5 separate regions of the Homo sapiens genome follow, and regions 2, 3, 4 and 5 are each linked to region 1. The links are chromatin contacts, found by Hi-C or POLR2A ChIA-PET in ENCODE. All regions are on one chromosome and are shown on one strand. Each heading gives the region's core, a stretch centred on a gene start or an enhancer-like site at or near the end of the contact. The rest is flanking DNA. Distances are from core to core; before and after follow the strand shown.

The links. A loop is a pair of places that touch in the nucleus more often than their neighbours do. ChIA-PET counts read pairs that join two places held with the same protein, here RNA polymerase II (POLR2A). Pooled maps may share reads with other maps.
Region 2: a loop to region 1 is called in a map of naive thymus-derived CD4-positive, alpha-beta T cell, with 4 times the contacts of the local background. The contact joins the promoter of SIGMAR1 here to the promoter of TESK1 in region 1. A Hi-C loop is called at or near these places in 2 of 168 maps with a recorded cell type or tissue (CD4-positive, alpha-beta memory T cell and naive thymus-derived CD4-positive, alpha-beta T cell), 1 of 37 single-sample maps with no recorded cell type and 8 of 50 pooled maps. POLR2A ChIA-PET finds 5 or more read pairs at or near these places in 1 of 52 experiments (MCF 10A).
Region 3: a map of naive thymus-derived CD4-positive, alpha-beta T cell shows a loop between it and region 1 (12-fold over the local background). The contact joins the promoter of GNE here to the promoter of TESK1 in region 1. A Hi-C loop is called at or near these places in 1 of 168 maps with a recorded cell type or tissue (naive thymus-derived CD4-positive, alpha-beta T cell) and 8 of 50 pooled maps. POLR2A ChIA-PET finds 5 or more read pairs at or near these places in 1 of 52 experiments (naive thymus-derived CD4-positive, alpha-beta T cell).
Region 4: a loop to region 1 is called in a pooled map, with 5 times the contacts of the local background. The contact joins the enhancer-like site here to the promoter of TESK1 in region 1. A Hi-C loop is called at or near these places in 1 of 37 single-sample maps with no recorded cell type and 10 of 50 pooled maps.
Region 5: a pooled map shows a loop between it and region 1 (2.2-fold over the local background). The contact joins the enhancer-like site here to the promoter of TESK1 in region 1. A Hi-C loop is called at or near these places in 1 of 50 pooled maps. POLR2A ChIA-PET finds 5 or more read pairs at or near these places in 4 of 52 experiments (A673, WTC11, activated T-cell and 1 more).

Annotation. Positions count from the first base shown.
Region 1 is chr9:35,603,991-35,606,690 of GRCh38, reverse strand. It overlaps TESK1 (testis associated actin remodelling kinase 1), which reads right to left and starts at 1,429. Exons shown (of 10, transcript NM_006285.3): 1 at 853-1,429; 2 at 586-707; 3 at 406-454. The coding sequence starts at 1,071. RefSeq lists silencers at 564-823, 605-899, 834-1,003, 1,024-1,323, 1,354-1,603 and an enhancer at 2,084-2,193.
Region 2 is chr9:34,636,353-34,639,052 of GRCh38, reverse strand. SIGMAR1 (sigma non-opioid intracellular receptor 1) reads left to right here and starts at 1,266. Exons shown (of 4, transcript NM_005866.4): 1 at 1,266-1,506; 2 at 1,633-1,833; 3 at 1,964-2,056. The coding sequence starts at 1,356. RefSeq lists a silencer at 1,027-1,516.
Region 3 is chr9:36,257,110-36,259,809 of GRCh38, reverse strand. It overlaps GNE (glucosamine (UDP-N-acetyl)-2-epimerase/N-acetylmannosamine kinase), which reads left to right and starts at 1,362. Exons shown (of 12, transcript NM_005476.7): 1 at 1,362-1,489. LOC124902150 (a long non-coding RNA gene) reads right to left here and starts at 1,200. Exons shown (of 3, transcript XR_007061473.1): 1 at 1,059-1,200. RefSeq lists an enhancer at 932-1,161 and a silencer at 1,462-1,621.
Region 4 is chr9:36,469,789-36,472,488 of GRCh38, reverse strand. It overlaps a transcript of RNF38 not described here. Among named protein-coding and RNA genes, the nearest start is that of RNF38, 71 kb to the right of the region's middle. Within about 2 kb of position 1,373, at least 30 of the 41 ENCODE cell types and tissues checked have a DNase peak (open chromatin) inside an H3K27ac peak, as active enhancers do.
Region 5 is chr9:35,050,146-35,052,845 of GRCh38, reverse strand. No RefSeq gene overlaps it. Among named protein-coding and RNA genes, the nearest start is that of SPATA31G1, 9.3 kb to the right of the region's middle. Within about 2 kb of position 1,250, at least 2 of the 41 ENCODE cell types and tissues checked have a DNase peak (open chromatin) inside an H3K27ac peak, as active enhancers do.

The sequences.
Region 1 (2,700 bases), core at 180-2,679:
GGATTGCCCCGTTCAACTCAATAGCCATTAGCCATGTGCAACAATTTAAATAATTTAAAAAATTTTTTAATCAAGTTGACCCACAAAAAATAATCTAAACAATGAAAATAATTTAAATTTAACCACATGTGGCTAGTGGCTACTGTATTGGACAGCACAGATAGAGAACATTTCCGTCACTGAAGAAAATTCTATTGGACAGCACTGTTCTAGGGGATACAGAGAATAAGACCAGTTGAGGCCTTTTATATGTGGTTTGCCTAAAGGAAAGTTCAGGAAAGCCTCCCCTGAGAGGAGATCCTGTTGCCTCTCACTAGTCCTCCGTAGATCCACCAGGCCTGTTGACTCCCTTTATCCTTGGGGGTGAAGGGGGGTGGGGATCCCTCCTTCCTGGCCTATCCTCACCTCTGTAAGAGCGTGCAGCTGTCCCTGGTGCACACAGACTCCCATGAACCTGCAAGAGGATGGGGAAGATAGAAGGATAGGCTATTAAAGGCCTCAGCTCCTCCTCAGTTCCACTTTTCCCGCGGGATCTTTCCCTTTCTCTCCCGCCCAGCAAGCTGCCCAGAGACTGGGGCCGCTCACCTTAGGATGTTGGGGTGCCTGAGCCGGTTCATCAGCTGCACTTCCCGTAGTGTGTTGCCCCGGTTACTGGGGAGCTTGTTCATCTTCAGCACCATGACTTGCCCTGACTGTCGGTGCCGAACCTGGGGGCAGGAGCAGCCGGCGAGGGCCGGGCAGGTCGGGCGGGTCGCCGGAGTCTGGACCCTCTTCCCCGCACTCCCGGCCCCCTAGTTTCAGCCTCTGGTTGAAGGCTCGGTCCCGCCCCTCTGCCCTCTCGGCCGGTCCTACCTTGTAGACCTCAGAGAAGAAGCCGGCCCCGATCTTCTCCGCGCAGTGAAAATCGTCCACACGCGCCAGGCTAGACACGGCGCTGCGGAGAGCCCGGTAGGAGGAGGGGCGGCCCCGGCCCGGGCCTCCGCCCGTGCCCCCCGGCCCCGGGGGCCCCTCCCCCGGCACCTCTCCAGGCCCGGGCCCAGGGCCCCGCAGTGGGGGCCGTTCCCCGGCCATGGCCGGGCCCCCAGCCCGGGCCTGCCTCACATGGCAGGGTCCCCAGGGCCCGGGCAGGCCGCGCTTGCCATGGGCGCGGGCCCAGCCCGATCCCGGGCGCCCGGACTCCGGCTCCCGCCCTGAGAATGGAAGATCCGCCGAAGATCCTGGACCCGCCCCCGCCGCGCCGGCTGGCTGGGCCCGGGTGGACGCCGCGCCGCTCCGCTCCGCGCAGGGCCTGGGCTTGGGCCTGGACCGGGCGGTGGCGGTGACGGTGGCGGCAGCGCTCCGGGGCGCCGGCGGGCTGGCTTGCCGCGGGCGGAGGCGGGCGGGCGGGCGGGCGGCGGCTGCTCCGCTTAGCCGCCGGGGATCAGGCTCCGCGGCCTGCCGGGGGCGGGGCTGGGCCGGGCCTCCGCTTAACTCCTTCCAGCCCGGCCTCCCGGCAGCGGCCACGCCCCCTCAGGTGCGCACCCCCGCCTCCCCGCTTTCCGGCCGCGATGCCCTGGGCCGCCCGGGTCAAATAAGCTCCGGCCTGAGCTTGAATAACGGGAGGGAATTAAGGGCTGATGGTGCGCATGCGAAGCTTAGCTGCCCAGGGAGTCCCCTCTCCTCCCTGGGTTACTGTCCGTTGAGGGTCGGGCTCAGAAACCTGCCGGATTCCTGGGCTCCAGGGACCAACGGGGCAGAAAGGTAGGCCCCTCAGGCCCAGCCGCAATCAGAGGTAGCCTAGCAACCTGTCCACCTTCCTGGCCTGCGCCCCGGCCCAGCCTGCCCATTTCCCAGGTCTCTTCGACTCCGACACCTTGAACCTCTGGCCTCCCTAACACCTTCTACCTTCACGGGAGGTTGTGATACCCCGGGGCTATAGGAAGCCTTTGGCCGGCCCATACCCAGCTTAGCCCCGACTCCTCCTCACTTCATCCTGCCGCCTCCCAATAAAGAAGAGAGTCCAGGTCCTCCGCCCTGTGACCACCCAGCCGGGACCTCCCTCTTACTACTTTGCCCAAAAGACTCTAAGAGAGAAGCCTCCACCTGCAGGGAAGCCCGTCCTTCCGCAAGATCCCACCCCCCTCAAAGAACGCTGTCCCTCGGAGACCCCTCCCTTCCTCAGTGAGACACCTCCCTTTCGGGGGCACTTTTCCCCAGTGTGGCACTGCCACCGTCAGTGTGTCAGAACCCCTCAGTGCTGCACCCCCTTGCTCTGTGTTCCTCCCACGCAGTGAGACCCCACCTCCGAGGAAATCCACTAGTCATTGTGACCCCTCCTCTCAAGGTGACTCCTCCCCTCAGTGTGACCCAGCCCTCCTCAGTGTGAGGGTTCCGCCCTCCACGTAGGAACACGGTCTGCCCCCTAAGGCCGGAGGAGGGGCTGCAACTGGCCTCTTTAAGTCGGCGCGGTGCCTGGGTGCGCACGCAGTCTCAGGACTCCGTGCACTCGCCGTACCAGACGCTTCCGGTTCTGCCGCTGGTTCCTCCTCCGGCCTCGGCGAAATAGCCAATCATCGCTAGGGTTGGGTGGTGACACGCGATCCCGGCGGTCCACTCCGGGGCAAACGGTTTAAAAGGGCGTCGTTGAGCCGCCTGCCACCTAGCGGCGGAACGGTGGGCGGAGGGAGAGAAAGCTGCCGTCTCGAGTGCGGAGGCAGGCTG
Region 2 (2,700 bases), core at 17-2,516, 970 kb after region 1:
GACAACTAGTAGGTAGCAGGAGCCAGGCCTTGAACTCAGGCAGTCCAGCTCCAGAGTTTATTTCTTAATCACTGCACAATGCTACCTCTTTTCTCTTTTGTTTCTTTTCCTTTTTGCTTTCTTCTTCCTCTGCCTACCCTTTGCTGTTGGTGCTCTCCAGGGCTCTGTCTTTAGCCTTATCTTACTCTATTCTCTCTCCCTGTGAGATTTCATCCATTCTTAGAGGTTTTCTGTAGACTCTCCAGTGAGATCTCTAAGCTGGGGAGTAGGACCATTGTTTCTAGCCATATCCCTAATGGCCACCACAGAACTTGGCACATACAAGTGCCAACAAAGTATCTGAATGAATGACAACTCCCAGCTCTATCTCCAGACTGGAGCTGAGCTTCGAGACCTGGACACTCAACTGCCCACTAGACATGCAAAGGATGTTAGCCAAATAAGGGGAAAGTGGGGATAGGATAAAGGGGGAAAGAGTATTCCAGGAAGAAGAGATCAAGCCCTGCCAACTCCATTTCCAGAGTTGTTAAGCTCATTTCTTTCTTCCATCTCCACTGACACAGACCTTCCCTCTTACCTGGCCCACAGTCATGGTCTCCCTGACTCATCTTGCTCCCCTCCACTCGACAGTCCTGTGCCACTCGGTGGCAAAATCTAATCCCCTTCCTCCCTTGCTGATAACCCTCAGCTGGTTTACAAGGCCTCCTCTCACATTTTGTGCCGCAGAACAGAGAAGGAATTGTAGGCCCCTGAAGACCCCAAGCTGTCTCTCCTCGGAGGCCTTTGCTCTAGGGGCTGGTCCCTGTGGGCTGGCATGCCCCTTCTGCGAGCTCTTAAAGACACTGCTCAGGTGTCACCGCCTCTGGAATGCCCACCCTGGGGCTCCCAGCTTGAACTGCCTCCTCTCCGCTTCAGTCCTGGTAAAGGCGGGCCTTAACAATCGTTGAGTCCCAGAAGGCTTCACTTCCGGGCTCGTCTGCTTCACCAGCCAGTGAGCTCGGGCGAGCCCGTCCATTCTGGGTCTCACTATCCCCACACCTATCCGTATGTAGAGTGGCGCTAGCTAGGTCAGACCTCGCCTGAAGACCCTGACATCTGCCGCTGGGCGACTTGGCCCCGCCCCCTTGCCTCCCTTGCGCGGCACCGCCCCACTCCTCCGTGCTCCCCCCGAGGAAATGGTTCAACCGAAGGGCGGTGCCAAGGTGCCCGGGCCGCTCCGATTGGTCAGGGCGAGCCGTACCACGGCGGTGGCGGGGGAGCGCTTCGTGGGCAGCCGGCGGGCTCCGAGGCCGTGAGCGCAAAGCCTCAGGCCCCGGCTCCCTCCTGAGCTGCGCCGTGCCAGGCCGCCCGCCGGGATGCAGTGGGCCGTGGGCCGGCGGTGGGCGTGGGCCGCGCTGCTCCTGGCTGTCGCAGCGGTGCTGACCCAGGTCGTCTGGCTCTGGCTGGGTACGCAGAGCTTCGTCTTCCAGCGCGAAGAGATAGCGCAGTTGGCGCGGCAGTACGCTGGTGAGCGGGCAGAGGGCAGGGAGGGGAGCGGCCGGCCTGGGAGCGGAGCCTAGGGTTCCGAAGGCGCCATCCCCGGACCTAGGACCGGTGCCAGCCCTGACTCCGCCGCCCCTCTGCCTCCGCCAGGGCTGGACCACGAGCTGGCCTTCTCTCGTCTGATCGTGGAGCTGCGGCGGCTGCACCCAGGCCACGTGCTGCCCGACGAGGAGCTGCAGTGGGTGTTCGTGAATGCGGGTGGCTGGATGGGCGCCATGTGCCTTCTGCACGCCTCGCTGTCCGAGTATGTGCTGCTCTTCGGCACCGCCTTGGGCTCCCGCGGCCACTCGGGTCAGTGCTAGCGGCGGGCCAGACTGGGAGGCTGGGGTTGTAAAGGGGCCCATGCCCTCCTTTCTGATGTTTGGCTGGGCCATGCAATGGCGCGAATACCCTGATAGTGTCATGTGCGATTGTCACTCAGGGCGCTACTGGGCTGAGATCTCGGATACCATCATCTCTGGCACCTTCCACCAGTGGAGAGAGGGCACCACCAAAAGTGAGGTCTTCTACCCAGGTGGGTAAGAAGGCTCTGTCAGAGAAGTGGGTCCCTTCACGCGGGGGGTGCCCACAATTGCGGGGAGCATGGCATGGAAAAGGAGTGTGTTGGGGGGGCCCTCCTCATGGTTCCCTTCCTCCACCCTCCCATAAGCCACAGGTGATTGGTTGGGGCAGAGCTGAGGGACTCTTGCTTTCCTCTGTCAAGGGGAAACAAAACATAACAACTTCCTATTAAACATGTCTGATTTTTATCTGCCCAGGCACAATTTTGCCCAGACAGTATTCCAACAACTGTTGGGGAGACAATGGGTAATCAGAAATGCTCTCAATACCCCAAAAGACAAGACAGACAGTTATCTTTTTATTTGTTTGTTTTTTGAGATGGAGTCTTGCTCAGTCGCCCAGGCTGGCGTGCAGTGGCGCGATCTCGGCTCACTGCAAGCTCCGCTTCCCGGGTTCACGCCATTCTCCTGCCTCAGCCTCCCGAGTAGCTGGGACTACAGGCGCCCGCCACCACGCCCGGCTAATTTTTTTTGTATTTTTAGTAGAGACGGGGTTTCACCATACCAGCCAGGATGGTCTCGATCTCCTGACCTCGTGATCCACCCGCCTCGGCCTCCCAAAGTTCTGGGATTACAGGTGTGAGCCACCGCGCCCGGC
Region 3 (2,700 bases), core at 113-2,612, 650 kb before region 1:
GTGTGCCTGTAATCCCAGCTACTCGGGAGGCTAAGGCAGGAGAATTGCTTGAACCTGGGAGGTGGAGGTTTCAGTGAGCTGAGATCGTACCACTGTACTCCAGCCTGGGCGATAGAGTGGGACCCTGTCTCAAAAACAAACAAACAAACAAAAAAGAAATCTGATAGCACTTCCTTGCAAAAATCCCTTAATGTCTTTTCTTTTGTGGCTAATGTGACCTTTTCGTGGCTCCAAGCTAGCCACAGGAGAACTAAGAGTTCATAAGTATTTTACAAATTAGAGCTTCATTATTAATTGAAATGCATCACAAACTGCAGTTTGATGAGATTTGAAATTTGCTGTACAGCAAGAAATCTCAATGAACTGTTAGACTTAGTTTCACCTGTGGTAAATTTTTAATGGTTGTAAAAAAAAAAAGATGTTAATATTTTGTATCATCAACTTCATTCAAAGTTTCTTGTCAATGGTGACTCAGGAATCTGTTGCCCAGGTTGGTCTCGAACTCCTGGCCTCAAGCTAGCCTTCTCACTTGGCTTCCTAAAATGCTGGGAGTGACTCAGAAATTTGAAAGGGTCATTAAAAAGTCTTAAAGCCTGATTCGGTGGCATGGTCCTGTAGTCCCAGCTACTCAGAAGGCTGAAGCCAGAAAAGATGGCTTGAGGCCAGGAGCTCGAGTGCTGCCTGGACAACATAGTGAGACCCTTGTCTCAAAAACAACAGCAACCCAAAGTCTTATTTATCTTCAGGAGCTGCGCAAGCCCTTTACCACCGCCACGTTTCTCCCTGGATGTCCCTAGGCCTCGGGACTGGCTGGGAGTTCCCTGTAGTGGAGGCCGCCGCTGAACTGATTATAAAGATGAGAGAGGCTCTGCCATGCCTTGGTCATCAATTCACACTCCACCAGTGTCTTCTAGCAGTCACGGCAAGGGTTAACGTCAGGGACCGCTGTGGGGTGGCCGCGCTACACGACAGTATAGTTGCGGTCCTGGTTTATGAAATAACTGAGGGAACAAGAGGCGCAAGAAATCCCTCCTTGGGTGCAAGACCAAAACAACTACCCAGCGGGAAGACTCGGGCTTCAGTGCGTGTGTCGCCAGTGGAGGAGGACGCTTCGGGGCGGGAGCACAAGCTGGCAGGACAGCCCCGCAGCAGCTCCAGCGCGGCAGAGGCCATGGAAGATGGTCCGCTGGTCAGCACCCTGCCTGCGCCTCAAAATACCGCCGGGAAGGTGGGGGACGGGGACGGGAGCAGCCAATCACGCGAGCTCTCTCGGGTGGCGTCAGGGCGCGATCGCGGATTCGGCACTCCGGGTGGGCGTGGCTGGGCGAGCGAGGAGTGGGGACAAGGTCGAGCGACGAGTCGTCTACCCGCGCGCCCGAGCGCGGAAACCGAGGGGCAGGCTCGCGCTCTGCCTGCTTCGTGGCGCTTGGTTCGTCCCTCGCCCGAGGAGCGCGGTGGCGGCGTGGGAGGGAGCCTCTGACGGCGTCTGGTGAGAGCCGCGCGGCGGCGTGGGACTCCGGGAGAGCATCCTGCCCACCCCCAGGGCCGCCTCCCCCGGCCTCCTGCCCCAGGCCTCCCCTCCCCGGCCGCTTTCCACCCCACCGCGCCCCGAGGCCCACACTGGACCCGGCTCTCGCCCAATGTCCTGCAGGCCTCACCATAGGGCACCTCTTTGGCCCAATTCAGGGCTCCGCCGTGTGGCTCGGGGTGGGCCCTGATGAGCAGGGGAGGGGATGTAGAGGGAGGCCCAGGTTGACTTGTCCCCTGGAACAGTGCTGTCCAATCAGGGGGGATGCTGACTGTCCCGTTAGGAGCGGGGCGGGGCGAGAGAGGGTGGAGAACTGCCTGGCAGGCGAGCTGTCCTGGCGTGAAAAGGCTGGGCTAAAAGGTCCCCTCCCTGCTCTGAGTCTACATTCTGAGTCTGGGCTTCCTTGTATATTTGAGAAACGTTAATTCCCCGCCCTCACCCCAATTTTTTTTTTTTTTTTTTTTTTTTTTTTTTTTTTTGAGACTGAGTCTCGCTCTGTCGCCCAGGCTGGAGTGCAGTGGCGCGATCTCGGCTCACTGCAAGCTCCGCCTCCCAGGTTCACGCCATTCTCCTGCCTCAGCCTCCCGAGTAGCTGGGACTACAGGCGCCCACCACCACGCCCGGCTAATTTTTTGTATTTTTAGTAGAGACGGGGTTTCACCATGTTAGCCAGGATGGTCTCGATCTCCTGACCTCGTGATCCGCCCACCTCGGCCTCCCAAAGTGCTGGGATTACAGGCGTGAGCCACCGCGCCCGGCCCCTCCCCCCAGTTTTACGCTTGTAAAATTGTTAGAACACAAGAACGTATTTTTTACTACTCTGGTAGGAGGGGTGGGGTACAGTTTCGCAGTATAGGTAACTCGTTAACCCAACTGTAGGAGCGCCGCAGTTGAAGCCAAACCGAATTATAGCGTCGGAATGGGGCCCTGACTTTCAGACAGCTTTATATAGCTCTTTCCTTCTTATTCCTTTGAGTCCCATCCTCATTGCACTGATGAAAGGGCGATTTATCATGTTTTCGAGGAAGATTTGTACTCATGGATGTTTATGGAATGAACAGACACAAGGCAAACACTGGGTGTGGGACAGTGTTCTGAGCGCTGAAGTCATTCAGACAAGGGTTTGATTTTCGGTTCTCTCAATGATGAACTTGGGTTCAAGTAATTCTCCT
Region 4 (2,700 bases), core at 124-2,623, 870 kb before region 1:
CTCTGGGCCATGTTGAAAGAATTGTCTTGGACCACACATGAAATACACTTGAAGAAATTTATGAATTTGTGTTGGGCTGCATTGAAAGCCATCCTGGGCTATGGGTTAGAGAAGCTTGGTTTATGGATACCTAGGAAGGAAAAATGAATTCTCTGCCTTTCATAATTACTAAACTGTGGAATTCATAGGAGGAAGACATTGATTCTATACAGGCAGGATAAAAGCTGATTAATCCAGATAATTGAAGAGTTTCTACACACTCACTGTTCTTAGTTTTTAAAATAACCTTAGGTTTAGACCATATCTAGAGATTGATATGTTTGGTGGCTCTTAAGACATTGTTGACTGTCTTTGCTAATGGCAGGAATGTAAGTCAAGAACTCTTGTAATCGAATTATCTAATATTTTTATTAAAACTGCATATATAGTTGAAAACAAATTGTTATTTTAAAATTGTTTTTTTAAAATTGATATTTTAAAGCTTCAAGTAAAAGCTACCATTATTTGCTAAAAAAAAGAAACATTCCTCTTCCCCAAACAAATCCAAGAAGCAAAGCAAGAAGTGAAAAGATTTGACTTTTTAAAGTGAATTTGTAAATTGGATGCGGTGGCTCACCTGTAATCCCAGCTACTTGGGAGGCTGAGGTGGGAGGATGACTTGAGGCCAGATGTTTGAGACCATCCCAGGCAACATAGCAAGACTCCATTTCTAAAAAGAAGTAAAGTAAATTTATGTGCAACTCATAAATTCTGTGTTGAGATAAAAACTGAAGTTACAATTTGACTCTGGAATGTTTAGTTAGTACTATACATCTTTTGAGTCTAATTGACAGGGTGAGTTTTGTTTTGTTATTTTGAGATAAGAGTCACTATTTTGCCCAGGCTGGCCTGGAACTCCTGGGCTCAGGCGATCACTTCAGTCTCTGGAGTAGCTGGGATTACCGCTTCAGAAGTGATTTTGACAAGTTATTCTGGAACTGTGTTGGAGAAGTTTAAAAAAGGTTGGGGTGGGAGTCGAAATCAAACTAGTTTTACCATACCAGGATCTTTTTGTAGCACATTTGAGATGTAAACATGTTTCCTTTTGAAATTTGGTAGAATAGTTATATTATTTTTCCCAATGCTATGTGATTAAAAACACAAGGCTCAAATTTATTTTTAAGGCTTGATTAAAACCTCTTGTTTCTATGGAAGAAAAGTTATTAAATTGAAAGGGGGCTTTAGAAATTTTAATTCCAAGATTGCTTTAAGAAGAGAGAGGCAAGTCAAATTGGATATGGGCCTCACAGAATTGACCTTGCTACTTCCTGGGTCTGGGAAACTGAGGGGGCTATGTTGCATTGGGGCGGGGCGGAAGCCTGGTAGGAGCTAGAAGTGAAACTGGAAGTGCCTTAAAAAAGCACATCGTTGTGTTAGGCTGAGTCAAGCTGGAATGAGCAGTGAGACAGTACAATTCTTAGGCATAAATATGTACGTAGTTCACCTGTAGATTTGCTGGAAGAGCCGACATGTTTGCAGTACCACAGACCAGAGAAGTCTCAGTGGAGGAAAATGAGAGAGAAGCAAAGGGAGAGATGGAGTTAGGGGCCTTCGGGTTCAGATTTTGAAATAAAATCTATGAGTCTTTGAGGGAGGCAGCAGGAAGTTAAAGGTGGAATACTGGAAATAGTTTTCCTTCCTCCATGCTGTATGGAGATGGGGGCTGCTGCATGGAAGTGGGGGCTAGATGTTGGTGAAGGTGTCCTTGTTCGAGCAGAGAAGGTAAGGTATATCCCCTTGGTTGGTTTGTTTTAAGGTGACAGATTCCTGCTACAATATTAGCAATACAAACAAAGGTTAGACAATCTTGTTAATTTTATTATGCCTGGGGTTAAAATTGAAATTCCCTTATTTTAAAAGAAAAATAGCTTATAACATAACAGTGACATCTAAGCGGAATAAATTTCCATGGCAGTTTAATGGTAGTTGTGTGCTTTCTGTCACACACACAACATACTCTTGTCTAACTAGGGCATGCAGTGCTGTTTTTCCCACAGGATTGGTAAGTGATAGATTCATATTCAAAGAGAGAAAAACCACTGCTCTTTCAGTGGGCCTCCCCTACTTCCCATTCCCAGAAACCACTCAGACACTGTGTGGATGGGTGCGAAGCATTATGGATTGGGGCTTATGGTTTGTGGCCCTGAGGTAGACCAGGGGGATCTTGTTAAAATGCCGATTTCTGGCAAGGCATCAGGTGATGGTGAAGAAAGTTTTGAGTACCAGGAGGTAGAGTAGTGGTTCTTAGACTTTAAAAGCTGGACACCCCCACCAGTGCTTTTGATTCACCTCACTGGGTGGGGCCTGCAGATTTCATTTTAAACAGGTTCCTAGGTGATGCTAATGCACATGAAGGGCAGGGTGTGTTCTGAGAGCCACTGTGGTGGAGTAGAAACAACCGAGGAGAATCAAGCCCATCCATCTCATCCTGGCTTCTTGAGCATTATTTCCTTTTTCTTTGTTTTTGTTTTGAGACAGGGTTTCACTCTGTCACTCAGGCTAGAGTGCAGTGGCATGATCCTGGCTCACTGCAGTCTCGATCTCCCCAGGCTCCAGTGACCCTCCCTCCACAGCCTCCCAAGTAGCTGGGACTACAGGTGGGTGCCACTACTCCCGGCTAATTTTTTGTATTTTGTAGTAGAGACGGGTTTTCGCCATGTT
Region 5 (2,700 bases), core at 1-2,500, 550 kb after region 1:
GTACTCCATCTCAGCTCAGTGCAACTTCTGCCTCCCGGGCTCAAGTGATTCTCCTGCTTCAAGCCTCCCAAGTAGCTGGGATTGCAGGCATGCACCACCACACCTCTGGCTAATTTTTGTATTTTTAGTAGAGATGGGGTTTCACCCATGTTGGCCAGGCTGGTCTCAAACTCCTGACCTCAGATGATCCACCCACCTCAGCCTCCCAAAGTGCTGGGATTTCAGGCATGAGCTGCTGCACCAGGCCTCGAGTTGATTTTTGTATAAGGTAAGAGATGAGGATCCAGTTTCATTCTTCTACATGTGAGTTGCCAGTTATACCTGTATAGCTGTGAACAAGGTGATAGCTCTTTTGGGGCCTCAAGTTTCTTAGTCTGACAAAATGATTGAAAAATGCTTTCTAAACTGTGGAAGCCTGCATACTTAAACCAAGAGGCAAATTGTATAGGCAGTCCATCTTTCCCCTCACATTATACCTAGAAAGAAACTGGAATGTGATCTTACCGTAGCTGATCACTTTATATAGGGTAAACACTGCGATTAGAGGTTGGGTTTCAGACCAAGAATGTGGTATCAAATAGAGGACCAGCAGTATGCCATAGAGGCAAAAACAAAGATGGAACAACATATCTAATGTCTTAAACTATGTTTATATTTGGCCAGGCGCGGTGGCTCACGTCTGTAATCCCAGCACTTTGGGAGGCTGAGGCGGGTGGATCACGAGGTCAGAAGATCGAGACCATCCTGGCTAACACAGTGAAACCCCGTCTACACTAAAAATACAAAAAATTAGCTGGGTGGTGGCAGGCACCTGTAGTCCCAGCTACTCGGGAGGCTGAGGCAGGAGAATGGCATGAACCCGGGAGGCGGAGCTTGCAGTGAGCCTGGGCGACAGATGGAGACTCCGTCTCAAAAAAAAAAAAAAAAATCGATCTATCTATATATATCTAGATAGATCGATCTAAGGTACTGATCCTACAAATTCCCCTGAAAGTTCAGTGGACACAATGCCCGTGAAGGATGCAGGTCTTCCATTTCAGCTGAACTGTGGCAAGTGTCAAATGGTTTGCTAACCCTTGCTCAGCCCCACAACCCACTAGGAGCTTTAAAATACTTAATATAGGATTTGGATTTTTTTTTTTATAAAGCTACTCAGATAAGTGTGAACTCACGTTCCCATGTAAAATGGAAATTCAGAATTGCATTGTCTTTGGAGACCATAGTAGTGGGAGAGGGAAAAGTACCTTTAGTTCCACCCTTGGCCAGCAGGTGGTGAGTTTTGGACTCAGACCCTGTTGACAGGTTTGAGCTAAATAAAGCTTTGGAACAGAACAGTGACACTAGTGAGAGGAATCAAGGAAGCAGCATGTACCTTCTGACTGGCTGATTCTCAACCAAATATACAGAGTAGAGGGAATATGATAGAGTGGAAAGAGCACTGGATTGAGAATTTGAGCTTGACCTCAGAGAACCTCATGTTAAAGCCTTACTATCAGGAAACAGAAGCTATCAACAAGGCACACAGTGTTAATGGGGCTGCAAGGAAGGCAATGCCATGTAAAATACGGTTTCTAGGCCTTAAAGGAAGGTGGGAAACTTGATGTGGAGAAGTGGAGGAGAACAGTTTGAGGCACAGGTCAGAAAGTACAGCACTTGCTCATAAAGCTTAAAGTTAGACTAGCAACAAGAGTCCTGGGGTAAATTTGGAGAGATCAGGAACCATGTTGTGAAGACCCTCAAATGCCAGGACTGAACTTTCTTACAGGTGTGGGTCATCTGGAGGATTCAGGCAAGAAAGTGACATAGGCTTCAGCGTTAAATAATTCAATTTATTTCTTGTGGCAAAAAAAAAAAAATCCAAATAATTCATCCAACGGTTTCCAAGTGTACAGTACAATATTGTCAATCACATGTACGTGGTTATGCGTAGACACTTTACATTAAATAACCTTTTATTTTTATAGAAGCAGTAATGTGCATTGTAGAAATTTAGAAAAATAGGCCAGGGCGTGGTGGCTCACACTGGTAATCCCAGCATTTTGGGAGGCCAAGGCAAGCAGATCGCTTTAGCTTGGGAGTTTGAGACCAGACTGGGCAACTTGGTAAGACCTCATCTCTACAAAAAATACAAAAATTAGCTGGGTATGGTTGTGTGTGCTGGTAGTCCTAGCTACTTGGGAGGCTGAGGTAGGAAGATCACTTGAGCTCAGGAGGTAGAGGCCACAGTGAACAGTGATCTTACCACTGCACTTCAGCCTGGGTGACAGAATGAGACCCTGTCTAAGAAAGAAATTGGTAAAAATATAAGCAAAATTAAAAAAATATTTCCAATAACCAGAGGTCATCACTGTTTTAATAACTTTAGTGCATATGTTTCTGGATCTTTTTTGTGTATGTGTACGTGTCTATACATGTGGTATTTTTAAACCCAAATTGAGATCATACTGCATTATAACTTTTTCGTTTTGGTCAGTATCTTTTTTTTTTTTTTTTTTGAGATGGAGTCTTGCTGTGTTGCCCAGGCTAGAGTCCAGTGGTGAGATCTCGGCTCACTGCAAGCTCCACCTCTTGGGTTCACGCCATTCTCCTGCCTCAGCCTCCCTAGTAGCTGGGACTACAGGCACCCACCACCAAGCCCGGCTAATTTTTTTGTATTTTTGGTAGAGACAGGGTTTCACCATGTTAGCCAGGATGGTCTCG